Linked DNA regions of Homo sapiens: all the other regions are linked to region 1. A link is a contact called in ENCODE Hi-C data. All regions are on one chromosome and are shown on one strand. The core of a region is the stretch at or near the end of the contact, and the rest is flanking DNA. Distances in the headings are between cores, read along the strand shown. Region 1 holds the start of IKZF5 (IKAROS family zinc finger 5). Region 2 holds the start of CASC2 (cancer susceptibility 2). Region 3 holds the start of CACUL1 (CDK2 associated cullin domain 1). Region 4 holds the start of TIAL1 (TIA1 cytotoxic granule associated RNA binding protein like 1). Region 5 holds the start of INPP5F (inositol polyphosphate-5-phosphatase F). Region 6 holds the start of MCMBP (minichromosome maintenance complex binding protein).

The links. Hi-C counts contacts between places; a loop is a spot of excess contacts on that map. Pooled maps may share reads with other maps.
Region 2: a loop to region 1 is called in a map of CD8-positive, alpha-beta T cell, with 31 times the contacts of the local background. The contact joins the promoter of CASC2 here to the promoter of IKZF5 in region 1. A Hi-C loop is called at or near these places in 2 of 168 maps with a recorded cell type or tissue (CD8-positive, alpha-beta T cell and naive thymus-derived CD4-positive, alpha-beta T cell) and 10 of 50 pooled maps.
Region 3: a map of CD8-positive, alpha-beta T cell shows a loop between it and region 1 (7-fold over the local background). The contact joins the promoter of CACUL1 here to the promoter of IKZF5 in region 1. A Hi-C loop is called at or near these places in 3 of 168 maps with a recorded cell type or tissue (CD8-positive, alpha-beta T cell and naive thymus-derived CD4-positive, alpha-beta T cell) and 12 of 50 pooled maps.
Region 4: a loop to region 1 is called in a map of sciatic nerve, with 20 times the contacts of the local background. The contact joins the promoter of TIAL1 here to the promoter of IKZF5 in region 1. A Hi-C loop is called at or near these places in 2 of 168 maps with a recorded cell type or tissue (naive thymus-derived CD4-positive, alpha-beta T cell and sciatic nerve) and 11 of 50 pooled maps.
Region 5: a loop to region 1 is called in a map of CD8-positive, alpha-beta T cell, with 30 times the contacts of the local background. The contact joins the promoter of INPP5F here to the promoter of IKZF5 in region 1. A Hi-C loop is called at or near these places in 3 of 168 maps with a recorded cell type or tissue (CD8-positive, alpha-beta T cell and naive thymus-derived CD4-positive, alpha-beta T cell) and 7 of 50 pooled maps.
Region 6: a map of CD8-positive, alpha-beta T cell shows a loop between it and region 1 (9-fold over the local background). The contact joins the promoter of MCMBP here to the promoter of IKZF5 in region 1. A Hi-C loop is called at or near these places in 2 of 168 maps with a recorded cell type or tissue (CD4-positive, alpha-beta memory T cell and CD8-positive, alpha-beta T cell) and 10 of 50 pooled maps.

What each region holds. Positions count from the first base shown.
Region 1 is chr10:123,005,726-123,010,722 of GRCh38, reverse strand. IKZF5 (IKAROS family zinc finger 5) reads left to right here and starts at 1,928. Exons shown (of 5, transcript NM_001372123.1): 1 at 1,928-2,029; 2 at 3,547-3,697. ACADSB (acyl-CoA dehydrogenase short/branched chain) reads right to left here and starts at 1,717. Exons shown (of 11, transcript NM_001609.4): 1 at 1,652-1,717. The coding sequence starts at 1,693. RefSeq lists enhancers at 1,812-2,141, 2,422-2,651.
Region 2 is chr10:118,044,420-118,049,416 of GRCh38, reverse strand. It overlaps CASC2 (cancer susceptibility 2), which reads right to left and starts at 2,596. Exons shown (of 4, transcript NR_026940.1): 1 at 2,314-2,596. It overlaps RAB11FIP2 (RAB11 family interacting protein 2), which reads left to right and starts at 2,476. Exons shown (of 5, transcript NM_014904.3): 1 at 2,476-3,606. The coding sequence starts at 3,254. RefSeq lists a silencer at 2,549-3,038.
Region 3 is chr10:118,753,057-118,758,053 of GRCh38, reverse strand. It overlaps CACUL1 (CDK2 associated cullin domain 1), which reads left to right and starts at 3,084. Exons shown (of 9, transcript NM_153810.5): 1 at 3,084-3,658. The coding sequence starts at 3,292. LOC107987151 (a long non-coding RNA gene) reads left to right here. Exons shown (of 2, transcript XR_001747604.3): 2 at 1-301. RefSeq lists enhancers at 2,723-3,017, 3,016-3,155.
Region 4 is chr10:119,594,282-119,599,278 of GRCh38, reverse strand. It overlaps TIAL1 (TIA1 cytotoxic granule associated RNA binding protein like 1), which reads left to right and starts at 2,315. Exons shown (of 12, transcript NM_003252.4): 1 at 2,315-2,845. The coding sequence starts at 2,814. LOC105378512 (a long non-coding RNA gene) reads right to left here and starts at 3,715. Exons shown (of 2, transcript XR_946358.3): 1 at 3,287-3,715; 2 at 1-2,665. RefSeq lists enhancers at 1,103-1,192, 1,088-2,085, 2,083-2,672, 2,086-3,084 and silencers at 2,683-2,792, 3,203-3,302.
Region 5 is chr10:119,723,136-119,728,132 of GRCh38, reverse strand. INPP5F (inositol polyphosphate-5-phosphatase F) reads right to left here and starts at 2,083. Exons shown (of 20, transcript NM_014937.4): 1 at 1,774-2,083. The coding sequence starts at 1,870. RefSeq lists a silencer at 1,655-2,424 and an enhancer at 3,035-3,084.
Region 6 is chr10:119,870,905-119,875,901 of GRCh38, reverse strand. It overlaps MCMBP (minichromosome maintenance complex binding protein), which reads left to right and starts at 3,059. Exons shown (of 16, transcript NM_001256378.2): 1 at 3,059-3,375. The coding sequence starts at 3,318. RefSeq lists enhancers at 2,530-2,699, 2,565-2,724 and a silencer at 2,955-3,604.

The DNA of each region.
Region 1 (4,997 bases), core at 679-3,178:
GAGAGCTGACTACATTCCGAGCACTATTCTAAGTGCCTTACATGAACATATGAGCTCATTTAATTTTCACAACAATTTTGGAATACGCACAATTATTCTCTCCATTTACAGACCAGGAAACTGAGACCCAAAGCATAACCTGTCCAAGGTTATACCACTAGGAAGTGAGAGGGCCTGGGTTCAGATCCAAGCAGCCTAGCTACAGAACCTACGTTCTTAACCACTATGCTACAGTCGATGTTCAATCAATTTAGCTAATTTATGTAAAAGAGCTTCAAAAACTATAAAGGACTATAAGCCACAATAAACCAAAAGTTCAAACAAAATAGGTTTTTGATATCTCTAAGGACGGGGAGACAGTAGTATATGAAGGTTAAGTTTAGAATCAGACCAGAGTTCGAATACCACCAGCTCTATCCCTTTCTATCTGTGGGCAAGCTATTATTCTTTTTCAGCATCTGCAAGATTAAACTACTTGTTAAGATGGTTGTGAGAATTGAGATGACTCAGGTAGAACGAGAACGTGCCTACCACAGAGTATGCGGTCAATAAATTTTGGCTCTAAAACAGAGTCAAATTGTAAAACCAAAGAAATTTTCTTTGCTAAGTTATTAACCAACAATTATAAACAGTATTAAACAATAATCACTTACTGTTTTTTATTGCACTTCAGGCCTGTAAAACAGTCAAATAACATTAATTATCTCTAATAAGAAAAAGGGTCAGAGTTCTGCCTCTGGGCATAAGACTGAAGCAGCAGTTGGAAAGCCTAACTCATTAAAGCAAATGCAAAGGAAACATTAAAAGCACACGTAAGCAGTGGGAAAATTCCCAGTGAAGTGTACTGACAAATACAAGTGTATCCAAATGTGTATGTTCTGAAAAGCATGCTATATAATAGGTCCAAGGGGTGAAGAGCATAGGATGTTAACACAGGGGCTGTTAACAGTTTGTGTGGGTGCACAGATAAGAATTAAGCACAACAAGAGGCTGGTTTCAGCTTAAGTTCATGGAAGAGGGACCGGCACCGGCTCCGGCTCCCCTGGGCGGCGGTGAGTCTATCCACGGAAGATACCCAGGCTCCAGACATGAGATAAGGGGCAGAGGGAACTCTGTCCCTGGCCGGGAAGCCCGAACAACTCCGAAGTCCCTTACTACCTTTGAGCGGGGCCGCGGAAGGAAGGACAGGGAGACACCTGCTCAGAATGAGACTGGGCCTATATTTTAACTATCTTTTTTGGGGGAGGGGGTGTGAAATGTAATCACTCGGGAAAGGTGCGTTAGGGCATCAGGGAGGTGACATCTGTGCAAAATGCATCCAGAGATCCAGAGATCCAGACTCGGTGGCTCTCAGGACGCAACGGCCTGCAAAGGACATCTTGCGGACGCGACCCTCCGACTCCACTCAAGGTACTTGCTCCGCCAAAGCAGCTTCTAGACAGCCCCGACCCCCTTGCCACCAGCTGCCTCCACCAGAGGCCTGAAGGGGGTCGGGGTCATAGACTGCCCGCGGGTAAAGAGTCTGGGGACCCAGGACGTGGAGCGGGGCTCAGGCCGGCGCCCCGAGGCCCGTTAGAAGGCTCTGCCAGCTGCGATTCCAGGGGCCAAGGTCGCCCTGGGCCCCCAGGACGCCAGCCTCGAACGCACTCACCAGCCTGCTGCCGCGCAGCAACCGCACTGCCAGGCCCTCCATCCTCGCCGCAGGCCTCTCCGCTCTGCGCCTCTGGGTCTCTAGCCAGCCCCTGGGAGTTACCCGAGCAAGGCCCCGCCCACTCAGTACCCGCCCCGCACACACCCCCCCTTAATCCCTGCCCCCTGCTGCCTACGGAACCCCAAGAGAGACAAACAGGCCCCTCCTCGCTTTCGCCCTCCATCCTGCTCACGCGAGACTTGAGCAAGGCAGGGGGGCGGGAAGGGAGTCGGAGACACAACAAAGATGGCGGCGGCGACTGTGACGGTGACGAAGACGGCGGCGGCGGCGACGGCATTTAACAAGGCGGTGTGGTTTACTCCATGCAGTTGTCAGGAGGTAAGTAGCAGGCTGCCGGCTCGGACGGCGGCGACGCGGCAGGACAGGGCGGATAAGAAGGAGCGGCCGGAGACTGGAGCTGGGTTCGTGGCGGGCCGGCTGATCCGGACGGAGACTCAGTTCAGTGGAGGGTCGGGCGTGGTCGGTAGGCGGGCAGGTGATGGCCCGGGACCTCTTTAGCCGGAGGGCAGTGGACTGCGGCGCCTATGGCCGCGAGAACCCCGAGGGAGCGGGGTCTCCTGCTGTCATTGCCTTCGAGCAGGAGCTCGGAGGCTCCGGGGCGGGGACTGTTGCTTGGCTCTGACAGGTGGTTCTGCGGGAGGCGTCCCGAGGTTTGCGTCTTCACGGGGTCCCAGGGGCTGGGAGTCAGCCGGGCGCGGGTCTCCTAGGTGTTTCGAATCCTGGCGAGGATGTCGCTCCGAATCTTGGTGAGGCTGCTGCCCCGACGCCGGTCCCAGGCTGATTGTTGGGAGAAGGACGTTTAAAGCCTTCGTATTTTATCTAATGATCCTGCCCGGATCCGTCTCTACTGCATGGGCACCCTTATTTTAGGAACATGTGAGATTTGAGAAAGACATTGTAGCAAATAACTATTCAGGTTCATTCGGGGTTTAGATCTTTGGATAAACTGTGTGGAGCGCGAGTAGCCAAGCCTAGCATGCTCGATGACTGGATCTGAAGCTAAACAAGTTCTAGCAAACACTAACCACGTGGCCTGCTTAGAGTCCCCTTGATGTGCTGGTCAGAACCCGAAAGACGTGTGACAAGCGGAAGAAGACATAAAGGCGTCTTAAATTGTGTGATCTGAGGAAATTCAGTTTTGAAAGAACAGAATGTATTTAAAACAACTTTTTTTTAAACGTAGGAACTAACAATTTTAAAAATTCAATTTAATTTTGATTTATGTCGTGTTGTCACAACAGCTAAAGGTTATTATTATTGATGAGAGTTCGTTACAGTGAATTGAAATGTCTGGTGTTATTTTCCCCTAGCGGTCCAGGATGTTTCCCAGAAAACCGTAGCTGTTTTGTGTTATGATAGGATAAGAAGGATGGGATTCAGATGTGCCCTTATCGGGTGTGCATGTTTTTTTTGTTTTTGTATTTAAAGCCCTTTCCCATTTCCCTACTTAGGACTATGCGTTGTTTTTATGCAACTACAGCTGTTCAGCAGTACTAAGCTTGACCGTTTTGGAAGTGTGCTGTGACTAAATGAAGTTAATCTTAATTTCTTTAAACTGAAGTTTAACTTAAATTTAGACATTAAAAATCTTGCCAAAAACTAATCCACCAGTGAGAAAACGGTAGTCACACCAGTTATTCTTTGGTGATCCTATGGAGCTTTTGCTGAAGTGAAGCTACTGCTTTGTTCTTTGATTAATCTGTCAGTTCGTTTTCTTTTCAGCTAATGTAATGATAAGATTGGCATAAGTTACTAGCTCATTCAACCTGTAGATGCTAATTAAGTTTTTATCTTAAAGGTTTTGATTTGTGGTGTGCTGTTTGTTTTTTATGCAGACCTCTGTATGGCTTTTCAATTTTAGTTGAAATTCTCTCTCCATGGCCTTTTGGAGTCCCTTGCTGTATCTCCGAAGTAAATTTCAATTACTCTACATTTCATCAATGTTGGAGTGGCAAGAAAAAGGAGGAACAGATTTGGGGTGAAAAGGTTAGATTGTATAATTTCTCTTCTGGATTTCTTTCAACATGGTTTTACTTATGTTTTATTTTTATGTTTTGATTTCTGATTTCTCAGAGCCTCATAATTTCTTTTTTTGCCTTCAAGAGTTTTTGACAGTTCTGAAATCAGGAATTGTGTTCCAATTATTTTGGAAGGCCCATGTTACTCCATAGAAACCAATCCTTATTTGTCAACGTTGTCTGTTTATATGTGTTCTATAGCAGAGTAAATCTCAGTGACCATAATTATTAGGCTATGGAGGGTAAACACATCTATTGAACTGTAATCACTTTATGTGTATAGGCCTGCCTTACCCATAAATTATTATGTAAGTAAATTAGTTGCTAATATTGTATTCTTCCTTATGGTTACCTATGAGAAGTAAGACTTCTCATGAATGCTAGGTGAACGAAACATATCCTGCTGTTCCCTAATCATGTTCTCAAAATTCTCCCACAGTTTATAAAAAAGATAGAAGGAAGAAGGAAGATAGGTTAGAGAGCTTCTTCTCTGGTTGTTTCATAGTTGTGAATGCCTTCTAATTTGCATTTCAGTGCCTGTGTTTTAAATTATTAGCTACTGGTTAAGAGGCTGGGGGGGGTGCACATATATACACACATGTAATTGTGTGTGTGTGCTTGTATATATGCTTGCATTGATCAACAGCTTCCCATTTATGAGACTGAAGAAGAAAGATCAGACGACTTCATACAAAATAAATCCTTTATCAGAAACCAAGGAAGATCGGAAATTAGCCTAAATTACCTACTTGAGGTAGAGGTTTTCCTGTTCTTTGGGATATCAAAGCTTAATTCTCTTATACCTCTTTTCCCCCTACCGGCTTGCATAGCCTCTGGTTGTTTTCTGAAAGCATTGATTTTGAGCCTTGAATAATAAATTGGGGGACGCTACTGGCATGACAATACTTTAGGTATACCCTAGCCAGTTTCTATATAGATATCCACCTACACCCCATGGAATTCCATACTATATTCAACTTAACTTTAATCAGAATAATCACAGGAAGGATTTGGGAATTTTGCTATATCATAAGGAACAATCATCATAAAGTATGGGGATATTGTTCTCTTTGGTTGATATGATTAGATATCTTAGTTCAGGTTGCTGTAACGAATTACCATAGACTGAGTGGTTTAAACAAACATTTATTTCTCACAGTTCTGGAGGCTGGGAAATCTTAATATGAAGGTGCCAGCAGATCAGGTATCTGGGGAGGGCTTGCTTTCTGATTGTATCCTCTCATGGCAAAGAGCAGAGAGGAAGCAAG
Region 2 (4,997 bases), core at 1,347-3,846, 5.0 Mb after region 1:
CTGCAACAGATTTGCAAGATGTGATTTTAGAGATGCCTTTGTCCAAAGGGAAAATCTCCCCCAATGTCTGGAATAGGTCTCCTTATGGGACTTATTCTTTATGGGACTGAAAGGGGCAACATGTAGTAAATATTTTCATCTGTGAAATCCTCTACTCATGGGGAATAAATATTGACTATTTTAACTTTCTGGTCAAAGCATTCTTATTCATTGCTGTAGGCATTGTTAACAGTTTAAAATTAGAATGTTCAGCATTTTCCTTCTAAAATATATTATTTTCCCAAGACTTTGATTTTGGAATTGTACCATACATTTCCGGATGTATCATTAGTCATAGGATAATTTTTTAAAAAGTGACTCTCTTCAATTCTGGTATGTTGTCCTTACACACGCAATCCTTTCCTTTTTAAATTGTTGTCCATGTATATCTTAGAATTAGTCAAAAGAATTTTTAAAACTGTAAAACAATAAACATTTTGGGAGAAGCACTTTGATCCCAGATCTTATGTAATTGTCATTATTTTTCACTATAAGCCAACCATATCTTTGACTCCACTGTCATATTTTTATTCTCTTAATATAATCAAAAAAGGAAAACATTCTATAGGAAGTCATTTCCTTATTATAATGCAATCCCAGATTCTATTTAGCTCATTTGGTTTGTTTGTTTATTTGCTTTCCCCGGGGGCAAAAATATGTTATTTTCTTATTCTGGCTTAAAAAATTTTAAGTCATAATTTCTGATTTCACCAGTAAAACTAAACAATTTTGGCTCTAGCCAGCTGTTGGGAAAACTCAAAAGAAATTTAGGTGCTACAGAAAGAGAGGTTAGTAATTCCAATTGTTCAGCTCTTGCCTTTAGAGTATTCTCTGAGTTGTGTTGGAGTATGTTATTGAGTTGCTGTGAACTACTGCTGCCAACTTCTACCCTAGAGATGGCTATATTTCAGAGATGAGTGAAATTATATTTGTAAACAAGTTTATAATCATTAATAAAGCTTACCAATTTAAGCTCTTCAGAAATACACATCCACTATTATAATTTTCTATTGTTTAATTACAACCTTTAATAGAGACATGAAGACTTTTAAAATGTATAAGAACTCTAAACTTAATTAAATTTGATTTCATGATGTTTATTTGGTTTTTGTAAGTTTCAGGTGTCAAATTATTTCTCCTTAGAGATCCTGGTGAAATTCCACCATTGACTGTTCCAACGTACTGTTTAAAAATCCCTAAGAATATTTTTCTTTAAAGTTGACAACTGTGCACTCTGGGATCCAGATGCTATATTCGCAGTACGATGATTTTGTTCTGTTTTCCACACATGGCCTTTTCATACACTGTCTCCCAGGGATGAAAAATTCTGCCTTGAATGAGAAGTTTTAAACCTTGCTTGAAAATAATAAACACGATACTTTACATGTTTATGGCCATTTAAGTTAAAAAAACGTGCATTTACATGTATCATATTGTTTTACTCTCAAAATTAGTCTTGTAAAGGGAAAAAAGGCATTAAGTAATTCAGTAAATTGTCTGCTGCATGCTAGCCACTATGAAGGGACTGCATGATAGACAAGGCAGTCCCAAAACTTAGAATTTCCTTGGGAAGGTAAGACACGAACAGAATTAACAGCAATGGGGTGGTACATAAGCGTCTCTTCCAATTGAGAAATAGAGGGGCAAAAGGAGATTTATGTGCCGCATTGTGCTAGGAAAGGCACATGTATTATCCCCTGAAACTCGAAACCCGTGTTTGGGGCATGGTCTCCACATGATTTGCACAGTCCACCACAGTGTGAGTCCCCACGGGGGTCCTTTTGACGTCGAGCCCATAGAGTCGTGATGGAGTCTTAGACATGAGGTAGAACTGGCTTTTTTACTCGTGAAAACACTGAGGCTCATGGAGGTGAAATGACTCGGCCAAGGTCACACACACTGATAGCGGCAGAGGCGCGGCCGGAACCAGGTCTTCTGATGCCAGCCCAGTGCCTCCCTACATCTCTACTCCCTGTGGAAACTATTTGCTTCCCTATCGCCCTTCGTCTGGGTGGGGGATGTCATTTTCAGTCAATTTACGGACTTTTCAAAAAGAGAAGGGTGGATAGGAGATTGGAGAAAAGTTTCCTTTCGGTCAGTGAAGAGGCCTGATTCGTTCCAACACCATTTATGGACCTGCTCCTGCCAGGCACTGGGCATCCAGGACACAGCGAACACAGATCCCCTGCCCTCAAAGACGCCCTAGTTAGGGGCGTCTCCGGGTCTTTGATGACCTCCTCTCACGAGCGGTCCCCAGCCCTCCCCAGGGCTCACCTGCCGGCCTCTGCAGGTACCCACGTCCCTAGGACCCGCCACTGGGCCAGGCCCAAGCAGCATCAAGCCCCGGGTCCCCGCCATTGCGCCCGCGTCGCGCGCCTCCAGTCGCCACGGCAACCAGGGAGGTGCTGACCCCTGACCTCGAGGCCCCGCCCCTTCACGTTCCCGAGACCAACATGGAGAAGGCCAACCCGGAAGTGCCGCCGCAGCCGCCCGCCCGGTGTTAGGAGCCGCCGGCCGGGCCAGGCCGAACCAAGCGCCCGCAGCCCTGCAGCCCGCTGCCCGCCCCACGTCCCGCCGGCGCCGGGGCGGCCGCGTTCCCCGCCCTCCCCCACTCCACCCCTGGCTACCCGCTCCCGCCCGAGAGGAGGAGCTGAGGCGAGGGGGAGGAGGAGGAGGGAGAGGTTTGCGAGAGGGAGCGAGGCCGCGTTAGCCGCCGGCGGTTCGTATTACCGGGGTCGGGAGGAGGAGCCGGGCCGAGCCTGCGGACGAACGCCGGGCGGGCGGGAGGCGCGGAGGCAGCGGAGGCTGCTCGGCCGCAAGGAGGCAGGCGGGAGGCCAGGGGTGCAGAATTGGGGCGGGGGCTCCCTTCACCCCCGCAGCCCTCCGCCCGGGTCCGTGTGGCCAGGCCTCACGTGCCCCGCAGGCCTGGGGAAGGTGGAGACAGGGGCGGGGGTCCGCGCAGAGGCCTGCACGGCGCGGCCAGGTGATGGTGGGCCTCTGTGTTTCTCCAGACGAAAGGGGACCCCCGGAGCGGCCGTGCCCCTGGGCTGCCCCCGCGAGGCGTTTTGACATCAGCCATAGGGAAGTCGGGGAGCCCTGAGCCTGCCTGTTTCCGTTAAGTGTCCTTAGGATGCAGTGATTAAGGAATTAGGCTCTCCCTCCGGGAGGGGCACTGCCTGTGCTAGGGAACTCGGGGGCAGAGAAACAGGACAGGATGATGCTGTCCGAGCAAGCCCAAAAGTGGTTTCCAACCCACGTGCAGGTCACAGTGCTCCAAGCCAAAGATCTGAAGCCAAAAGGCAAAAGTGGTACCAATGACACATACACTATAATTCAGCTGGGCAAGGAAAAGTACTCCACCTCTGTAGCTGAGAAAACCCTTGAGCCAGTTTGGAAGGAGGAGGCCTCTTTCGAGCTACCTGGATTGCTAATTCAGGGAAGTCCAGAGAAATACATTCTTTTCCTTATAGTTATGCACAGGTCCCTGGTGGGTCTGGATAAATTTTTAGGGCAGGTGGCAATCAATCTCAATGACATCTTTGAGGACAAACAAAGAAGGAAAACAGAGTAAGTTATGTAATTTATTTTGAATTTGGGGGAGTTTATATCTTATTTATGGTTTTTCTGTTCTTGGAAATTATCCGTATACTTCGGGCGTTGGTTTTTGGATTGAAATATGATCCAGTTTTAAGCACCATATTTGCATGAATCTGAAGTAAAAGTAGCACTCGTGATGAAATATTTTTTAAATGGAATCATTAATGATCCCTTATTCTTTCTGTTAAACATCTGTCAAATAATTGAATATTTTGTGGTGGATTTTAAGTAAGTTAACATTGTTTCAGTATGAGGACTGGATCACAGTATTGACCAACTAGAACTTCATATAAATTGTTATGGATTTTAAACCTTACAATTATCAATGAAATGGAAGATGAGAAATTAAATCTGGCAATGTAATGTTGATGTGTCGCACTTTGTAGCTGTCAAAAGATAAATCACCAGATTTAGAACTCAGTATTTCGTTTCAGCGTTATAAACACAGCTTTTATTTTAGCTCAGCCATTTTTCAGGGTCAGTGTGCCTTGATGGGAGTCTATACCTGTTAGAAAAAAAAAAAGTTTTAAAAGTATGTACAGACATCCTCAACTTCGAATGCACTTACATTTTCCTTTGAATTTGCAATTACATCAGAGTTATTGTATTCAGAATTGATTTTCCAAAGCTATTGTGTTTAGACCATATTAAATGCTGTAGGATGGAGAGAATGATAAATTTTTGTGATGAAATGATTTGATAACATCTTCAGTGGTCTTTTCAGTATGACTTTTGAGCTTGAGTTAGATACATTTTAATTTAAAAAATCATAATATAAATTAACACTAGGATATTGTGTCTTAAATTGAAAAAAAATATGTTTTTAGAGTTAAGTATACTCACCCCTTCCATAAACTTAAAAGGACATTATATTAATGAAATTAGTGAGAGAAAAATACTGGTTGAACTTCTAAGAGGACTTTCCATTTCCAAAATAGTGTTGGTGTTTTGTTCAGTTATAATTGAATTTATTTACTCTTTAAAAAACTTTCTTACAATGATATTTTTCTTGAAGTTTATGTTAATTCTTTACATTTTAAAACGACTCTCTCTTGTTCTTTTCTGTACATTTCTACTCTCAGGCTTCTCTTGATTGGAGTTTTTTTGTTTCATTTTAAATCAGGTCTTAACCTAAGATTTAATATATGTGGAGTAAAAGTGTAGAGAGATCAGAAATACTAGGAATGCAGGAGGAAAAATGGTACCATTTAATTGAGATGAAAATATTTTAGAAGGAGAGAAAAAGTTAAATGTAAAGTTTAATATATATCAGTGATTTGAATAATAAAATTATTTGATACCTAAAGAGTGGCATTCAGTTTCCTCCGAGGGATTCTTTATCAAATTGAAAGTGAAAAATG
Region 3 (4,997 bases), core at 1,835-4,334, 4.3 Mb after region 1:
ATAACTGCTATTGAGTTTTGAGTTAGTTTCCTCTTTATGTATCCAAACTTACACAGAAATTTTACACATATATTTATCCTGCTTTAATGAAATTCACAGCCTAGTGGGAAATAGAAACAGACAAACAAAAACCGAACAAATAGATGAATATCTGCGACTATGGAACGTCATAGTAACTACTAACCTTGTGTTCACTGTTTTTGGGTAAATGTTGCTAATAATGTTATACCCCATCTCCACAACCCAGAACAAATCAAAGATTTATGTTAATAACTATTAAAATATAATATGCTCTAAAGTATAACAATGTCTCATAATGCCACAAAATCAACCAGTTACCAATATGTTCATTTGGTTTCCCTTCAGTAGGATTTCTTATGGGAAATTGTCCCCTGTCAGTGACTGGTTTCGCTCAACTGTCATTAGGTCTTGTCACAGTAGTTTAATTACAGCAAAAATGGCTGTTATATTGATCATTTTGACAACACACACACAAAAGGTTCAGTATTCATCAGTGTGCTGGGTAAAAACCCTTGGAGCAGGGCCCTCAAGAGGATGGAAGTTACATTGCTATGATTAGTACCAAGCCCATCAGTTCTAAATGTTTTCTAATTTCTATTATGATTTTATGACCCATGAGTTAATTGGAATAGTGGAAATATGGGGCTTGCCAGTTACCTTTTGGTTATTGATTTTTAACTTACCTATATAGTGACCAGAAAATGTGGTTACTATGATATAAATCCTTAGATATGTGGAGACTTGCTTTATGACACAGTATGTTCAATTTTTGTAAATGTTTAGCATATTCTTGATAGGAGTGTGTATTCTATGGTCATTAAGGCAATATTCTACACATATATATTAGATTAAGCTTGGTAATTGTGTTACTCAACTCTTCCAGTACCTTAAAGATTTTTTTGGTCCCCTCGGTCTATGTATTAGTTTCCTGTAATCAGTTGCTTAACAAATTATCACAATAGGTGGCTTAAAAAAACCGACATGAATTCTCAGTTCTGGCATCTAGAAGTCTGAAATCTACATGTTGGCAGGGTCACAATCCCTCCAGAGGCTCAAGAGGAAAATTTGTCTCTTCCAGCTTTGGGTGCTGTCAGCATTCCTTGACTTGGGAATGCCATCACTCCAATCTCTGCTTCTGTGGTTACATTACCTTCTCTTCTCTTCTACCTCTCTTTTATAAAGACACCTATCATTGGATTGATGGCCCACCTGGATAATCCAGGATGATCTTCTCATCTCAAGAACTTTAATTACATCTGCAAACGCCGTTTTTCCAAATAAGGTCATACTCGCAAGTTCTAGGAATTAGGATATGGACATATCTTGTGGGAGGCTGTATTCAACTCACTGCAATTAGAGAGGGAGTGAAAAATCACCTACTCTGATGGTAGATTTCTTTGTCTTCTTATACTTCTGTTCATTTTCGCTTCATATATTTTGTGGCCATATAGTCGCTATGATATAAATCCTTAGATATGTAAAGACTTGCTTTATGACACAGTATGTTAGAGACACTTTTTTGACTCTATCTTCCCTGTATATTGGACTTTTTTTTTAAATGTAAAGACCCTTCTTTATCCCATCGCACTCACCCAGCCATCTACCTAGAGTCTGTTGATGATAAACCATTAGTTGTTTGAAACAGAATTTGCCTTCCTTCTGCCTCTCTTTTTGCCACACATGTAATTCTAAGGTTTTATGTTTTCCCCTTCAGCATACCACTTAATTCTCTTTTTTTTTTTGGAGACAGTCTCACTCTGTCACCCAGGCTGGAGTGCAGTTGCGCGATCTCGGCTCACTGCAGCCTTGACCTCCAGGGCTCAAGTGATCCACCTAAGCCTCCAGAGTAGCTGGGACCACAGGCACACGCCACCATGCCAGGCTAATTTTGTTTTTAGAGGCGTGGTCTTGTTATGCTGGTCTGGCTGGTCTCGAATTCCTGGGCACAAGCGGGCCTCCCATCTCTGTCTCCTCAAGTGGTTGAATTACAGGCGTGAGCCACTGCGCCCAGCTCGCATTTTTTTTTTTTTTTTGAGATGGAGTCTCGCTCTGTTGCCCAGGCTGGAGTGCAGTGGCGCGATTTCGGCTCACTGCAACCTCTGCCTCCCGGGTTCAAGCAATTCTGCCTCAGCCTCCCGAGCAGCTAGCTGGGACAACAGGCACGTGCCACCACGCCCGGCTAACTTTTTTGTATTTTTAGTAGAAACGGGGTTTCCCGTGTTAGCCAGAATAGTGTCGATTTCCTGACCTCGTGATCCGCCCGCCTCAGCCTCCCAAAGTGCTGGGATTACAGGAGTAAGCCACCGCGCCCGGCCTGAGCCGGCATTTTTAAAAGTTGGGTTGCTGGCCTTAGTGCATACAAACGTAAAGGAATTTTAAAAACACATGAGTAACTCAAACGCATTTCTTTTTTGCGCCATCCTGCTATGTGTGATTCGGTTTTTATTCTCGATTTTGTGCGTGTGTGTCGCGACGGCTGGGGACCGACCCAAGAGCAGTCGGACCACGGGCCGCCCAGGGCGGTCTCATCCGTTTATAACCTGCGACCCCGGGGCCTCTTGTGGTCCCGTACCTCCGTCCCAAGCAAAAGCCGGGGCTCTCAGGCACTCAGAGGTGCGAAGGCCCCGTAGACTTGGAGGACGCGAGGAAAACACCTCCAATCACTCTGGCCAGTCCACAGCTACTGCCAAGACTGCTCCGCGCGCGTCCTCAGGAACCGGCGAGGGCCTCGTCGTCATGGTAACCAGATTGCGAACGCGCGTGCGCAAGACACACCTTTGTCACGTGAGGCCGGGCAGGGGGCGGGGCCGGCGAATGCCCGTCCCGACCCGTCGCGCCTCCCCTGTTAGCTCCCTGCCAGCCGAGGCGGGGCGAACCTCTGCCCTGTTGCGTGGGAGTGACTCACAGCTCCCGCCCCTTTTGGCTCCGCTTTCTCGCGGCCAGTCCCTCGCACCACGTGCCCTCCTGGCCGCGCCCCCAGCTGCCCTTTCCAACTGCCTGTTGGAAGCCGCTGTAAAACGTCGTGAGGAGCGCCGCTGCTTTACGGCTGCCTCTCCCAGACTAGAGCCCCGGAGCGCCCACCGCCGTCAGCCGCGTCTTCAAGCTAGTCGGCCCCGCGGAGAGCGAGAGACCCTGCGCACCGCAGCCCTCTCCGCTGCGCCCATTCCTGCCGCCGGCGATGTAACTCGGGGAGGCAGCGGTGCCCGCTGGCCCGGGGTTGAGACAGGCGGCAGGTGCCTGTGAGGCGGGCGGGTGCCGGGGGCCAGCAGGATGGAGGAAAGCATGGAAGAGGAGGAGGGGGGCAGCTACGAGGCGATGATGGACGACCAGAACCACAACAACTGGGAGGCTGCGGTGGACGGCTTCCGGCAGCCCCTGCCACCTCCGCCGCCCCCCTCGTCGATCCCGGCCCCTGCCCGAGAGCCTCCGGGGGGGCAGCTGCTGGCGGTGCCCGCGGTCTCCGTGGACAGGAAAGGCCCCAAGGAGGGGCTCCCGATGGGGCCGCAGCCACCGCCGGAGGCTAATGGGGTGATCATGATGTTGAAGAGCTGCGACGCGGCCGCCGCCGTGGCCAAGGCGGCCCCCGCCCCCACCGCCAGCTCCACCATCAACATCAACACCTCCACCTCCAAGTTCTGTGAGTCCAGCCTTTCCCTGCAGCCTTGGCTTTTCTCCACCTCACTCGGACGCCGAATCCACCCCCTCTTGGAGAAAGCTCCGCTTCCTTTGTTTCAGGCCTCGGTCTTTCCTCTTCTCCCCGTCCGCCTTCGCCTCCCTGCCTCCTTCCCCCTCACCGTCCCCTCCCCCTCATTTGGTGTCTGCGGCCAGCGCCTGAGCGGCCCTGGCTTCTTGTATTACCTGGCCTAGAGAGGCAGCCTGGTACACACGGAGCCCCAAGTTCGGTCAGTGCGATCCCTATCACAACTGGCAGTCTCTCAACATTGGGAAGCTCTTTTCGCACCCGTCTTCTCTTGAAGTTTCACCCTCAAAGTGAGGGGAAAATAAGGCTGCCTGAGTCTCGTTAGGGAAAGGCCTTCAGTCTTCTGCAGCCAGAGAGAGAAAAGAAATCTGGCAACTTGTGTTCTTGTGTTTTTGGCCAGGCTGTGTTAAACAAGTAAGGAATTTGAAAGTTGACCTATATCTACACCTTGTTCCTTCTCTACTGTGTTACACTTTTGCATCCTGCTAGGGAAATAATGAGTTGCTTTCCGATGCAGTGGCAGCTCCGACATCGTCTTGAAGCTAATAATGCATAAAATCACTTTTCAGAGCTTACACTCATAAGAATAAGCCTTTCAGGATGGGTTATGTCTTGTGTCCAAACCCAAGATTGGGTTGCATGTTGAACTTTATGTTAGTAGTCTGTCTTAACGCTCAATTGCACGCATTAAGATTTAAGACCAAAATCTGTTTTGTAATCCGAAACTGCCTCTGACCAGGATATATGTATGCTTCCATAGCTAGGAAAAGAATGTGCTTTTACTTTGGTTTGTGTGTATGTGTGCGTGGCGGTGGTGGTGGTGATAGGATGTTGAAAATGATTGTGACCATCACAGCCAGGTTTTTCTCTCCTATTATTAACTGCAAGTTTTGAGTGGCATCTGGTAAAGCAACTGGAGAGTTCATTTCTAGCTACTAATTTTATGAAGCTGTACTTGTCCAGTTAGCTGTGCAGAGAAAATATTTGCCTTGATGCAGATAGTCGGAATCTTACACACTGTGTGTGGGAACAGCGCGTAATTTTATTTGCCCCAAGATACTGCCTTAGTCAAAGACATTGATATGTACGTTTGGTAAGATTATATACGCTTTTTCTCCTTATTCATGATAATCATGTTTATATTGTATAGTTTGTGTGTTGAAGGCTGTGTTGTGGAACCAGACCTCCTGTAGAGTGGCAGAATGACTTCACCTGAGTCACGAAGGAAGATTGCCTTAGTAAAGTTCCTTTGAAGAGTTCAAAAAAGAGCATAAAG
Region 4 (4,997 bases), core at 1,066-3,565, 3.4 Mb after region 1:
GCTATAACATTTTGCAGTCCTACCAGCAAAGAATGATAGTTCCTGTTGCTTTTCATACTCACCAGCACTTGGTGGTGTTAGTGTTTTGGATTTTAACCTTAATAATTTCACTGCCAGTAAACATGCCCATTTTAACCATTCTAGTTTGTAGTGGGCATATTCTTTTTACTAAGTTAAAAAAAAACTCAAATATACATGTATATACATATGATTTTTAGGACTATGTACATGTGGAATAAAACCTTGTAGAAGGAAAGCAATAAATAGTAAAGACAGGATTCAGAAAGATGGTTACCCCAAGCGAAGGCAGGGGTGTGTGTTATTGTGTGTAGGAGGTATAGCATAGATACAGATATAAACTCGTGTCATTATAACTTTTTAGTGTGGTGGGTTTGTGGCTATAATCAAAACTAAAGTAATAAAGGTGGGTGCGGTAAACTGAATAATGGTCCACCAAAGATTTCTATGTCCTAATTCCCAGAATTTGGGAATGTTATGCTAAAAGGGACTTTGCAGATGTGATTAAGAATCTTGAGATAATCTTCGCCCAAAGTAATCACAAAAGGTTCTCGTAAATGAAAAGGGGTGGCAGGAGAATCACGATGTACGTACAGAGGCAGAGAAGAAAGAAGATACTATGCTTCTTTTCTTGAAGATGGAGGATGGGGCCAAGAGCCAAGGAATGCAGGCAGCCTCTAGAAGCTGGAAAAGGCAAGGAACCAGCCCTGCCGACACCTTGATTTTAGCCCAGTGTAACTGATTTTGGACTTCTGACTTCCAGAATTGTAAGAAAATAAATTCGTGTTGTTTTAAGTATCTAAATTTGCAGTAATTTGTTACAGCATCAACAGGAAACTATCACAGCGGGCCAGGCATGGGTTAATGAATTGGATTATAATTAAATCCAGTTCTACACCTAGGTCCAATTAAAAACATAGACAAAACCTTTGAGTGGCTCCTCACTGCCTGGAAGAGAAAGCTCAAATTCCTCAGCATGAAATAGATTCTTGACAACACGGTTCTACAAGGTCCTCTCTAGCTTTAGTTCCCTTCCCCCCGCTCCCGCCCGCATCCCCAGCCCATACATTTTAGCCATGGGTCCTGGCGTCTGAGCCTTTTGTTGTTCCTACGGACTCTTATGGGGCTCAACTCCTTTGCCGTGTCTCTATGAAGTCTTTCAGGTTGAAATTTCCTCCCCTGAAAATGGACAACATAAGGGCTTGCTGCATGGTTGATTCTGCTTTCAAGATTAATGTTCAGTGGCACGCATACGCACCGCCACTTGCAGAGGTCGACATGCACTTAGTACATGTCGGCAGAAGCAACTCTTAAGCCATTACTAACCGGGGCAGTTAAGTTCTGGCAATGGGCTGAAAGATCTTTCTTCATCGCCACTCTTCACTAAGCTACAAGACCAAGTACTTTCTCCTGAAGGTACTTAGAGGAGGAAAAAAGCACACCAGGAACTGTTGTGGGGGGTGAGAAGACAAATTCTACAGGGATGCAGAGCTAGTATGAACATGGCTTCCCCTATCTTCATGCAAAACTGCGTTTCTAGCCCACATGACTGATGTCTGTAAACGCAACTTTATGTTTGTGCACGTCTCTGCCCAAGGATTTTTTTTTCTTTTAACTCCAAGAATACGGGGGGAGTTGGGCAAGTCATTATAATAGGGCTCCTCTTCTTACCCCACTATCCGATGAGACATTTGATAGGGAAACCTCTGAAACTTGTAAAGCAATTTACAAGCAGGCCACCTACTTGTATTTAACAAATAGGCTAGAAATACCTATTTGTGGGAAATCGAGTCCCCAAAACACCCCAACCCCTCCGGGTCCCCGCCAGCACAGCCTCTCTTCTGACTGTCGCGCGAAGCGGCGGTTGACTAACGCGAGCCAGCCGTTCTGATGAACACAGGAGGGCCGGACGGCCCTGCTGGCTCGGACACCACGCGGAGGGAGAGTGCTGCCTGAGCCACAGTTGAAGAAACCGCTCTCGGGCTGGACGAAGGCGGAGCAGCAGCTCAGACTGGGCCAACAGAAGAGCCTTACAATGCCTGGAGCAGTCCGAGGACAGCCCCCGGCGCGAGGAACTCTGGGACTTGTAGTTCGCTTTCCCAGACAGCGCTTTTCCCCACTTGGTCTCCCCGCCTTTCAATGTCGCTTTTATTCTTCCCTTTACCTCCCAGCCCGCCGACTTCCTGGTCGTCGCACGTCCTCACGTATGACTACACTACCCAGAAGTCTCCTCTTCACGTCCCAGCGCGGGTGGGCGCCGGCGGCTCCTCTTAACCACAGGTTCCAGAAGTCCTCTGCAGAAGTGCTTCCCTCTCTCATTTCCAGGACCACAATTCCCAGAGACTTCGGCTTCACGACGTTTCTCTTTTTGCCCGATCTCTCCCGGAGCTGGCTGGGCTTCGGCCGGCCAGAGGCCCACAGCGACGACGTGATCCGTCGTGAGCGGGTCCCAGGGTTTCCTCGGCGGCCCTTTTTTCTCTCCCCTCGGTCGTCCCCCTTGCAGGCTGTCGCGGCTGGCCTGAGCGGTGACCTGGCGGGTCGCGCCTGCGCTCTGCCCTGTTTCCTGCCTGGCTGGTGGCGGCGGCCATTTTGTTCATCCTCCTCCTCCTCCTGCTCCTCCTGGTTGGAGCGCAGTGTCCGGAGCGGGCTGGGGGGAGAGAGCCCGAGAGCAGGGTTCGGTGCCTTTTCCTCTGTCCCCAGCCGGTGCCCAGAGCCCCCCTCCCCTTCCTCCCCACCCCCTCCCCTCCCCAACCCTGCCCTCCCCCTTGTCCCGGGATCGCTCCGTCGCACCCACCATGATGGAAGACGACGGGCAGCCCCGGACTCTGTGAGTACCCGAGACGAGGGGTGCCAGGCGCCAAGAGGCCCGGGCACCGCGGGACGCTAAGGGAGGGAGCAGGAGAGACTGGGCCGAAGCCGGGACTCTAGGCGGCTCCCTGACCAGGGCGGCGTGGACGCGAAGTGCATTCCTCATCTGTCCCCTTTTCCTTGGGAAGGAAATCCTCCCTTCCCCCAAACAGTCACTTCCTGGGGTCTGGGGCTTGTCTCGACCTTTTTCTCTGGCGTCCTTCTTTGCATGCCCTCCCTAGGCCGGGTTTCTGCACGGCTGAGGCTGTCAGGCCCAGGAGAACTCCTGCACCCCCTCCGCGTTGGACGCCCTGGGCTGGGCCTGGAGCTGCCGGCGCCCACGGGGGAAGGGCCTGGCGGGGGTAGGATTGGGGGTGGGCCCGGGGGTGGGCCCCGCGGGCCCTGAGGAATTAGCACTCACCCCTTCCACGTCCTCAGCTCGAGTCGCTCCCAGCTCTTCTCCCCAGCTAAGCTCTCGGAGGAAGCAGGACACTCTTTCACCACTCAAGCCCCTTCTCTCTTTATGCCCCACGTGCCCCCGCCCACGCTGTCAGAAACACCCGCCTAGCGCCCGCTACTTTTGAAGTACATAAGGGATACCTTTTGCTGCCCGAGCATCTTTCCCTTCTTGGATAAAGAAGTTTACTTTGAGCGCTCCCTACGCTAAACTGACAACCAGTTGTTAAACTCCTTTTGCTCTCTAGGTGTTGCCTCTTCCTAATCTGTTTGTGCGTCGAAAGCTTCAGAGTTGGCTAAAATTATGTCTTCATCCGCTATTTGATGTGTGTCTTCTGAACGCTTTTTCTCCTGTCTTGCTGTTGCTTTTTACCTGAAGCTCAATCTAATGAATGAATTCCATCTTCCAACCACTTAATTCTGGTTTCCTTCCTTTCCAATGAAGAGTGATGACTCAGCATTTGCATTCCTTTCTGAATAGTGTGGCACTCCTTTTCTCTGCATCTTTTTTTTTTTTTTTAAGTCTGAATACTTTTTAATTAAATGTTTAAATTGGGCACCCTAATTTCCCGGCCTCTCCAGGTCTAGCACTCCTACCTTGAGTACCAAGGAGTCAGATCGCTGCTTTGTTTCTCTTGCCTCTCCTGGTATTGATAGGATCATAGTCCACTTGGCTCTGCTCTCTGATGGGGAAATTGCTTTTTAGGGAATAGATGAAGGTGGAGGGGCACTCGAGAAGTTTGACTAGCTTCACATCTCTTCACTCCTACCAAAGAAAGGATGCTCAGTAAAGAAGATAGATGTTCAGTATTGATAGAGATTTTTTTGGTGTGGCCTTGTACAGGAATAAATGTGTTCTCTAACGTCTCACTGAAGTATCCGTCCCGTTTTGAGAATCTGAGGCCTACTGAAGCACATCCAATGCTTCAATGAAACGCCTGCTTAATAGAACGTCTTTGTGTTTTGTGTTGTCTTCCATTTCTGCCTTCTCTCCCTAGAAGAAAGAATTGGGACACACTTGAAATTTGTCCTTCAGGCCGGGCGCAGTGGCTCACGCCTGTAATCCCAGCACTTTGGGAGGCCGAGGTGGGCGGATCACGAGGTCAAGAGATCGAGACCTTCCTGGCCAACACGGTGAAACTCCGTCTCTACAAAAAACACAAAAATTAGCTGGGCGTGGTGGCGCGCGCCTGTAGTCCCTGCTACTTGGGAGGCTGAGGCAGGAGAATCACTTGAACCCAGGAGGCAGAGGTTGCAGTGAGCCGAGATTGCACCACTGCACTCCAGACTGGTGACAGAGCGAGAGTTCGTCTAAACAATTAAAAAAAAAATTTTATCCTTCAACATCTGTTGAAGCCAAGACTTGGTGTTGAGTTACAATGTGTACTTTGATATAAGCATCTGGGAAAGCTAGGCTTAAAGACTAGCTAACATGTATTTAACAAAGATAAAAGTTACATTGTATCTAAAAATCTGAAGTATCATCACACACTGAATGATTGATAAATACTCATGGCAGGGGTCTCATTTACTGTATCTGTTCCTTACCAAGAGGAATCTCTGGTTTTGTAGTGCTAAAGAATGTGCTTTTTTGATGTCTTTTATTTATCTTTGCATCTGCCTTGCCTTCATCCCTATCAGAGTTTCTCCAGGGGAATAATAAGCTAACTTCTTTG
Region 5 (4,997 bases), core at 834-3,333, 3.3 Mb after region 1:
CCCCCAAAAAAGTTTTAAATTTGCCTTCTGACATGGACTTTGAACAAACAGTAATCCAAACTGCATGGCTTCATCCAAGAATCTAGGCGCAGGTTAGCCTTTATAGTTCAAGAAACTGGGGTGTAGAAAAGTTTGTTGTCAGATGAGTTGGAGACGATCTTAAGTCCCATCCAGTTCTAATAGTCTAAGCTTTTAGAATCCAAGGAGTTGACTCTTTTGACAACCTAGGAATTTTGAAATCTGCTTTACTTCAAGCTGTACTGAAGCCTTACCCAAATTTGGGGGAGTGAAAGGAGGGAAGGGGAGAAAGCCAGACAAATGGTCAAATCAGAGAAGAGAATGACAGAAGACTGGCCAAAATTAGCCTATCCATAATAACTCTATCCCGAGATCATCAAGAACTTTATCTGGGCCAAGGAGTTTATCCTCCATTCTGAAAAGAGGAAATACAACGTAATAGCAAGAAAATATAGACAGAGCCTGAGGAAAAAAATAAGTTATCCTTCACTGCTCTGGCAAAGCAACTAGTAGGCCTTCCTAAGAAAGCAGTGGGGCCTGCCCAAAAGTGTTCTGGAGGTCACAGAACTGCCCTGTGTCAGTGTCTCAACTCTAGGCTGTGACCCCGAACGAGTTACTAATAACCTCTCACTCCTTTCTCCTCACCTGAAAAAGAGGATCCCACACGTGTCCTGTAAGGTTGCTGTGGGGATTGGAAATAATATGTTAAAGGGCCTGTCCTTAAAAACCATCCTATAAGTGATACCACGCTGTGATCTGAAAAGCTCATCTGAACCTTTTATCCTTTTCAATTCATATCATGTAATCCTTCTGTCTAGACTGCACATAAGAATTACAAGTAAGTCTGAAAAGCTCTGGCTCCTTCCTTAAAGAACTCTATCCTCTCGCTTTCCCTAAAGTGGAAGAATCTCTGAGTGATATGAGGAAAGGATTAGCAAGCCAAAAGGGGCAGGTGCCACCCAGCCCCATCTTACAAGAAACTGGACTGTCAGCGCTCTGAGGGCAGGGACTGCTCTGTTTAAACCACGACTGCACACACATTTTCCTAAAGCAAGCTAATTGCAGACTTAAGCCTCTCCGAACAGCTTACATGACACCCAAACATGGACCCACAATACATTTTGTGTCGCACAACATCAAGTCACACAAAAATCTCAAAATTATACATTACAATACAATTTAATTGTGCTGTGGTATTAAAGTCAAAGACAAAGGCTTTAAACCGAGTGCCTATGAGGTAACCACAGTAAAGTCACACCTTTAATAATAAGGGACCAAGAACACACGGGATGGCAACAGGGAGTGAGTGTCCAGCAGAGCCCTAGACGGAACTGGCGCAACCGCTCCAGATCGGAATTCGAACCCAGAACTTCTGGCGAAGGCCATGTAAGAACTACTCCAAGGAGGAAGAGGCCTTTACGGCCAGGTGCACCTTGCTGGAACTTTCTGCCGGAGGGGACCCCCTCCCCTCGGCCTGGGCCCCAAGCCCCAAGGGCGGCCGCGTGACGCGGTGGGAAGGACGAGGGTCGCCAGCCCCTTCTGCTCCGCACTGGGGTAGGGGCTCGGCGCTGTCTCGGAGAAAGGCCAGGCTCCTTCCAGTCAGGGAATAATGACAGCTCGCGCGCTCGCAGCCCGCCCCGCCCCGCCTCACCAGGCCCGCAGGCGGCTCCTCCCGCCCGGCTGAGGGGTCCGGCCGCGCCCCCTCCTCTCCCCGCCCTGGCCCGGGGTGCCCCCCGCCCGCACCGCCAGCCTCACCGGGTCGGAGCTGGAGGCCGCCGTCGCGGCGGCTGCACCACAGCGCGCGCTCGCCCTGCTGCAGGATGTAGTGGTCCTTGGCTTGGAAGAGCTCCATGCTGGCCCCGCGCGCCCAGGGAGGCGGCGGCCCGCGGGCGGCGCACGGGGCGTCCTAGTCGGTCGAGGCCGCCAGAGCCCGCGCCTCGGGGAGCGGCCGGGTAGGAACCGCGCCGAGAAGCAGCGGCAGAGGGAACGCCCCGGGGCACCCGACCGGTAGGAGGAGAACGCGCCCCGGCAGCGGCGGCGGCAGCGGCGGCCGTAGAGGCCTCTCCCCCCCGCTCCTCCCCTTCCCTGGCTCCGCCCCAGGCCCGGCTCCACCCCCTCTGCTGGCTACTCTCCCCGAGCGCCCGGCTCCGCCCCTCAGCCTCCTCCTCCTTTCAGCTCCCTCCCGCTTCCTGCCCTTTCCTCCGCCTTCTCCCGGGTGTCTCCTCCCAGCTCCTCCCCGCGGGTCTTTCCTCCTCCCTCTCGTCCTTCCGCCCGCCCCTCCCGCTCTTGCCCAGGCCCCTCCCCCGGCGCGCCAGCCTTCCTGTCGTGGTCACCGGTGGCAGCTCGGGAGCTCGGCCGAGTCGGTCTGGACTGACCGCCTCCCTCCGCGCGGCCTTGGGGACAGGCGCCCACCGCTGGGGCCTCCCCTCCGTGCAGGGAGGCGCTCACGCTTCGCCAGGCCGAGACCTGAATCCAACCCCACACCCGCTCTCCCGGAGCGGTGCGGGGTACGTTCCCCGCGGGCCTGCGCTGCCTGCCCGTACCGAAACCAGGCGAGACCCCGGGGCCTGGCTACAGGGGTTCATCCCCAGCCAGGCCCACAGCCAAGCGGAGGCGTCTTCTGTTTTCGTATTCCCTATTAGAAGTTTGACAACAGGAGGCATTCAATAAATGCACATCAACGAGGGAAAGCATGTAACAATAGAAAACACACAAGCATTAGCAGCACGCGGCTAAAGAGCGAGGAGGAAGGGAGGAATGTACAGGTGCTGCTGTGTCCCGAATTAAGCAGGGCGGTTTGGAGAAGACTTCACAAATGGAGCCAGTTAATGAAGCAAGCGGAAGGAATATCGTTTGGCGAGGATAAGATGAATGGAGACCCTCTCGGGGAAGGAGGAGTCTCCCCCAAACATCCTTGAGCTCAGTCTGTCTTGAAAAACCAGTTGATATCCTGAACAGAATGGGTCTGGAGAATGAGGCCCCCACTTCCGGGGCCAGTTCGAGGACTATCTAGCTGTGTGATCTTGGGGAAGTCTCTTGGTCTCAGATGGTGGTTGAACTAATGACCTTTTATGACACCCCCAGTTCTATAAATCATTGAGTCTTCCTACTCCTAACTCCTTGCCTTCTCTAATGCCTGAATCGGAAACAAGAGAAAAAGACAAGAAGTAGGAGATGAGAAAAATAAGGCAATACTTTTTTTTTTTTTTTTTTTAGTTTAGGAGCGGAAGTTTATAGGCAAAAGAAAAGGGAGAACAGCTGTCTCTCTTGCGAGAGAGAGGAGTGACCGAATGGGACTTCTCAGAAAGCAATACTTTTAACCTTCTGCTCAAGTAAAAGTGAGAGGGTACAAAAGCAGGAAGGAGTTCCACATGACTAGTTATTCCAGCCCACAGTGTTGAATTTCCATAGCACAGAAAGTCCAATGATAACAAAGCGTCCTGGAATCTTTTCTAAGTACCATGCCTCTGTGCTGTCCAGACACCTCAACATAAAGGTCGAGGGAGGTGGTTACTCTATCAAATCTTTGTGATGTGATTTGGAGAAAGAAGGTAATGAAGCTATAAGAAGCTTCAGTGGAACCATCGGTTTCAGATTGATTGTTTAATTCAGCCATGTGTTGACTTAGCAAAAATGAGAATGAGAAAATCCTATGAAGACATTGTATCCTGCAAATTATTTCATTATTGTTTTATGAATTACATTGCCAGATGTGAAGAAAACAATGCTGTTGTAACTGTTTTAAAACAATTAATTAGTTCATTGAAACTTTTCCTGATGTTTTAGATCCATGGTTCCAACCCTGGCTGCCTATTAGAATCACCTGGGGAATTTTTCAAACATATCAATGCTTGGACCTTAGACCAATTAAATCAGAATTTAATTGGGGTGGGGCTCTGGCATCAGTTTGTTTATTTTTTCTAAGCTCCCCAGATGACTTTACTATGCAGTCAGGCTTGAACACCACTATTTTAAGTGAAATTAATTAGTAAAATCTGCCTGACAGCAGCTTGGAAAAAAACAGCAGTCAGTCATTAACTAATGCCATCATATGGGCTTGGTTACCTGTAAATGCAGAGTTAACAAGCAAAGTCTTTAGGAGAGAGGAAAACATGGAGGGGAGATGCTTCTGTAATTATCTGACCCCAATGCACACTGCTGTCTCCCTCAGGCTCCAAACACATGCTGTGGGGTAGGCACAGCTCTAGCCTGGCTGAGCAGAGTGAAAAGAGCACATATTTTCTGTCCCTGGTAGATGTCACATCCCCAATCTACTGCCACAGTTGCCTTGCCTTGTTTCTGCTATGAACTTCCTGAACCTTGGCCACTGCAGCCTCTCCACTCCCTGGCTAGCCTATCCTCGGCCTGTGGCTAACTTGCCAGCCTCATCACCCTCTTCCAGCTTCCTAATTCAAGGTCCTCCTGCCCCGATGCCACCCAGGTTTTAATGGAAAGTTCACGTGATGCTGCTCTCCTTTTTAAACACAGATGACCATCATACATATTATATATCTTCTTTTACGTGTATGGCATATATATGCTAATTTAAGTATAATCACTAAGGAGTTTGGTTCTAGCCAGTTCTGTGTGATTTTGGTCAGTTCACTCAATCTCTTTTGATCTCAGGGTCCTTATTTATGAAAAGAGATGATCACTAAGTGTTCCCTTCCAGTGCTGAAATCAATGTGAGGAAATGTGTCCACGTAGTTAAACCTACACAAATGATGGTAAATAAGCCAACTGTGATTATCGATTTAGCCCTTCAATATCTCTGAGATCTTTGGATTAGATTTTGGTATCCTCTGGTGAGATTTGACTTTAACATCATCTCCTGTCTTCTGTCTACTTGTCCATAGTCTTGTTTGTTGTCTGTGATAACTTTCTTCAGTCTTGTCTATGAGAAATCTCCCAAAAGAAGAGATTTATATTTATATAAATATATTCCCCCCTCCCCCAGCCTGCCTGGAGGCTGCTAATGT
Region 6 (4,997 bases), core at 1,810-4,309, 3.1 Mb after region 1:
AAATATGGCACCTTGGCATATTAAGTATTTTAAGCTGAAGGAATTTGAGAAATAGCACATGCAGGAAAGGCTCCCTGGCCTTCCCCTGAAGCAGATTATAAGACCCTGACATGAGAGCTGCCCTCCCTCTTCCTGGAGGACAGGAGCATCCTATCTTAAAGATGAAGGGACACGGAAAGGAATCTAATGCACAGGCCTTGCTAAATTTCCCCTAGTTTGCTGGACTTAGCTCACAACCTTTGTCCTATCACATTCTTCTATGACTCTCTTCATCAAACCTAGCATAAAAACACTTGGTTTTAACGCTTCTTTGGATCTTCATTTCCTTATGAAGGCTCCCATTTCTTGTAAAACGTGTATGAAATAAAGTGCATGCTTTTCTCTTGTTAATCTATCTTTTGTTACAGGGGGTCCAACGTAGAATCTAGAAGGGTAGACGGAAAAGATATTTTTCCTCCCTTACACTAGCCACTGCTGAATTGGTATCAAGCTGCAATTTAGATAAAGTAAATTTGAATTTACAGGGATTTAAGAGCAGACATTTCCATATCATACATTTAATTTGCCTGTTACTGGCCATGAAGCGAAAATATGGGATTTCCCCTTTTGATGCCAGGGTCTTGGCAACCCTGTCTCTTAAATGAATGAATGGAATGGTGGTAATGACCTGGATTTGAAACTCAAGTTTTCTCAACGTACCCAAACTCACAGGAACCAGATGTACAATTGAGTGTGTCAATTAATTACCTTACACTAAGAAATACAAACTATTCGTTTTTGCCCTGAAGTAAACCAGAATGTCACCCCAAAATGTGCCACTTTGGCATAAGGATTATTTTCATATTATTAATTTAATTATAATATTATTATCTTGGTAACTGAAAAGTAGATCCAGACAGTCCCCAACTTAACGGTGGTTTGACAAGATTTTTTGACTTTATGATGGTGTGAAAGCAACACCCATTCAGTAGAAACCATACTTCAATTACCCACACAGCCATTCTGTTTTTAAATTTCAGTACAGTATTCAATAAATTGCATGAGATATTCAACATTTTATTATAAAACGGGCTTTGTGTTAGATGCTTTTGCCCAACCGTAGGCTAATGTAAGTGTTCTGAGCATGTTTGCAGTAGCCTACTGATGTTTGATAGGTTCCGTGTATTAAACACATTTTCAACTAATGACATTTTATTTTTTTGAGACGGAGTCTCGCTCTGTCACCAGGCCGGAGTGCAGTGGCATGATCTTGGCTCACTGCAACCTCCGCCTCCCGGGTTCAAGTGATTCTCCTGCCTCAGCCTCCAGAGTAGCTGGGACTACAGGCGTGCGCCACCAGGCCCAGCTAATTTTTGTATTTTTAGTAGAGATGGGGATTCACCATGTTGGCCAGGATGGTCTCCATTTCTTGACCTCATGATCCGCCCGCCTTGGCCTCCCAGAGTATTGGGATTACAGGAGTGAGGCTCCACGCTGGGCCTCAACTAATGATATTTTCAATTTACAATGGGTTTATTGGGATGTAACTCCATCCTAAGTAGAGTAAGTAGAGGAGCATCTGTACAAAACAAGCTCCCTACCCTTCCACTATGTACCTAAGAGCAGGACATACATTTTCAAAGGTGTCCCACCTCCTCTTTCTACCAGGGACAAAAGTTAGTCACCAGAGACAACTTTAGACCCTTATCAGCCAGCGATGGCGCTAGAAGAACCTACATAACACACTTTACTCACTACCTGTAACTACCATTAGTTTCTCGTATCTCTGCCTTCCCACTCTGCTGTTTTTGGAAACTTCAAACTGCTTTCGCCATTTCTCCCCAGTTATTGTTCTTTATTGTAAATGCTACGTAATTCCCCCATTCTAAGCCACCTGTTTGAGTTACTCTTCCTTGAGTTTTGCCCATATAAGATGTACATGTTACTAAATTTTTCTTTTGCCAATCCGAGCTTTGTGATAAGGGCCGCAGTGGAGAACCTAGAAAGGTAGAAAGATTTTCCCCCCTTCCTACAGCCCCAAGGAGGGTTTGAGACACGGGTTCCGTTTTTTTCCTTCAGCTCCTCACTTTGTAGATTCCATTCAGGTCATTCCCCTTCCGTCACCATGCCCTTTTTTCATTGAGTAGATATATCTGATGGGCCTGGGGTTTTCTTAGGTACATTTCAGGCCCAGGGGAGACACAGTTTCATTCTTTTTTTCTTTTTTATCGGACAGCCTCCTGAACCAGAAGAGGTTCAGAGCGACTCCCACAGTTTCACTCTTGAACTTGGGTATTTTCCAAATTGCCTCAGCAAAAGGCTGCTGTAGTCGGTCTTCGTAGCTTCCTTCTCCAGGGTATCCTAGCGGCGCGCAGTGCAGGAGCCTCGCACCGCTCCCCGACGGCGGCTGCCAGCTTCCAGACAGACGCCGACCCGGTGTTCGCAACCAGGGCGCAGGCCGGGCCCGGAGCGTTTAGAGCGCCCGCCCCTCGGTAAGGAACCGTCCCTGAGCCACAGGGCCTGACGCGACTGCAGAAGGAGCGTGGGGTCCTCCGAGGTTCCCCTTCTCTAAATGTGCACCTTCCTCAGGGAGACCTTGTGCAGCTGAGGGAAAAGTCACCACTCAGGGTTTCGGGCCGGGGACCCAAATAAAAGTGCTGCCATCAGCAAAAAAAGAAAAAAAAGGCACGAAGAGGAGGTGGGCGGATTCCCAAGGCGGTTTCGCCCACTAATTTTGCCCAGAGATGACTCTGAGGTCTCTGAGCTTAATGCTTTTCAGCTGTTGTGCAGACTCGCTTTGCCCTCTTATAAGCCCACTATGGGAGTTCCCGCTACACGCCGGCCCAGGGGTACAAACGACAACGCGCCGCCCTTGGAGCGCGTCGCCGGGCCCCGCGCTGCGCAGCCTCCAGCGGCGCTGCGTGCCCTTCCTTTTGCCCGTCTCCAAGATGGCGGCGCCGCCGCCGCCCCTCCTCCTCGCCGCGCAGAGCCGCGCTGCGCCGCGCGCTCCCGCCGCCCCTCCCCACGCGAGCTCCACCCAGGTCGCAGGCAGCGCGGTCGGCGGCGGCTATTTCCCGCCATTGTGCGAAGTGAAGGCTAGGGGCCCGTACGCGCCCGCCTGACTGTCGCCAGCAGCTCCTCGGCGGCCCCACCGCAGCCGCCGCTCCCTGAGGCGCGGGAGGCCCGCGCCCCGCGGCTCGCTGTGCGTGGGAGGGCGCGAGCGAACGCGGGCGAGGAGCGGCCGAGCCGCTGAAGAGGAGCTGGGCGCCGGCCGCCCGGCCGCGCTCGGCCCGCGGATCGCCTCCGCCCGGTCTTCGCCGGCCCCGGCCCCTGGCGAGATGCCGTGTGGGGAGGATTGGCTCAGCCACCCGCTGGGAATCGTGCAGGGATTCTTCGGTGAGTGGCGGCGCCGGGGGGCGGGCCGGGCGGGCAGCCGAGTTTGCCGGGCCCCGGGGCAGGGCCCCGCCGCGCGGCCCCCACGCGGTACCATCTCGAGGGCTCGCGTGGCCCGAGACGGGGCCCCGGGGCCTGCACCGGCCCCAGCTGGGACAGCCTCTCCCCCGGTCGCAGCAGGCAGGGGCAGGAGCCGGGCCGCAGGTACCTCCCACCTGCCCGAGTCGCAGCTTGGGAGCCGCCAAGGTGAAGTCGTGGGGCGCGGGCTGTGATTCGCGGGCTGTGATTGACGGCCTCGCTCCCAGCCTGTGGCAGGGCCAGGGCCCCGGCCCCGGGCGCAGCAAACTCGGAGGTCCTCGAACCCTGGGGAGGGCCCGCAGAGCCGCGGGGAGGGAAAACCACTTTGCCTGTGGGAAGCCCACAGGATATTTCAAAACTTCCGGTGCGTCGGGGAGTGCTCGCTTGCACAGAAGTTGGTTCTAACTCCTGTGCTACCCTCATTCTCTCTTTCAGAGATAAGATTTAATGTTCATAGCTTAGTTTTCCTGTTGGGATGACTTTAGAACCCATCTAGTCTGGATCTGCTCCTGTGCCAGAGCCAGCAAGAAATATTGAGCTACTTGAGTTTGTACACAGGGCTGAGAATCCTGCAGGCGAGCTTAGTAAATTTTGGTTGCGATTGCTGTTGCTACTTTACTGCGAAGGGTATACGAAGAAAAGTTTATATTTGTTGTCGTTAACTGGGCATTTTGACAACCGTTCCATTCCCCAGTGTCTTTTTACACGTAATGAGTGGCGGAGTCAGATCCAGCTAGAAATCACTGTAGATGGCAACACCTGACTTGTCTGGAGTTAACTTAGAGTTGTAGAGCGGCCTTAGCTCATTGAAAAAAACATCTTGGGGTACTAGAGAGAAAAGGCAGTGGGAAGCTAAATCATCCTCAGCAGCCAAAATCGACGGCAAACAATGTATGGTATTTCTTATAGGAGGGCCTCTAGTGCTTACTCAGGAAGTCCTTATTAATTTACCTGTAATTCTAATTAGTTTAGTTACCTGGCTTCCCAGGCTGTAACTAATGGCATTATATTAGAAAAAAGCCTGGATAGACGTCCGAACTTAGCCAGTGAACACTGACAGCCTGATGAAGAAATTTAAAACTACCTTCATACTTGAAAAAAAAAAAAATTCACTATATAGCAGTCAAGGGTGCTTTGAGGAAGGGGCATATATTTCTCCACTAAATCCTAGTAATTTATGTTCATAAGAATTCTAGAAATGATAATCGATGGTCAACACAATGGCCCCAAAATGTCAAGTGAAGATTCAATTGTAGCATTGGTTTAAGAGGGTGCAGATGCATAGATACTTTTTAGGAAAAATCCCTCCAAAGTAAAAAGGTTTGGTGCTTAAAGGGTTAAATTTCAGTTACTAATATTAGAAAGTTTATTTATTAGAAATACCCCATACTCTGATTTTGCTGGATAAATGAGATGATTTCATATTTGATAGAGATTTGAATGTATTTGTGTCAAATTTTGTCTTCTAAATGTATGATCCTAAGGGACACATCTCATCATAGTACAGGAAGGATGTAACTTAGATATAAAATAATAGCTTCAGAGTA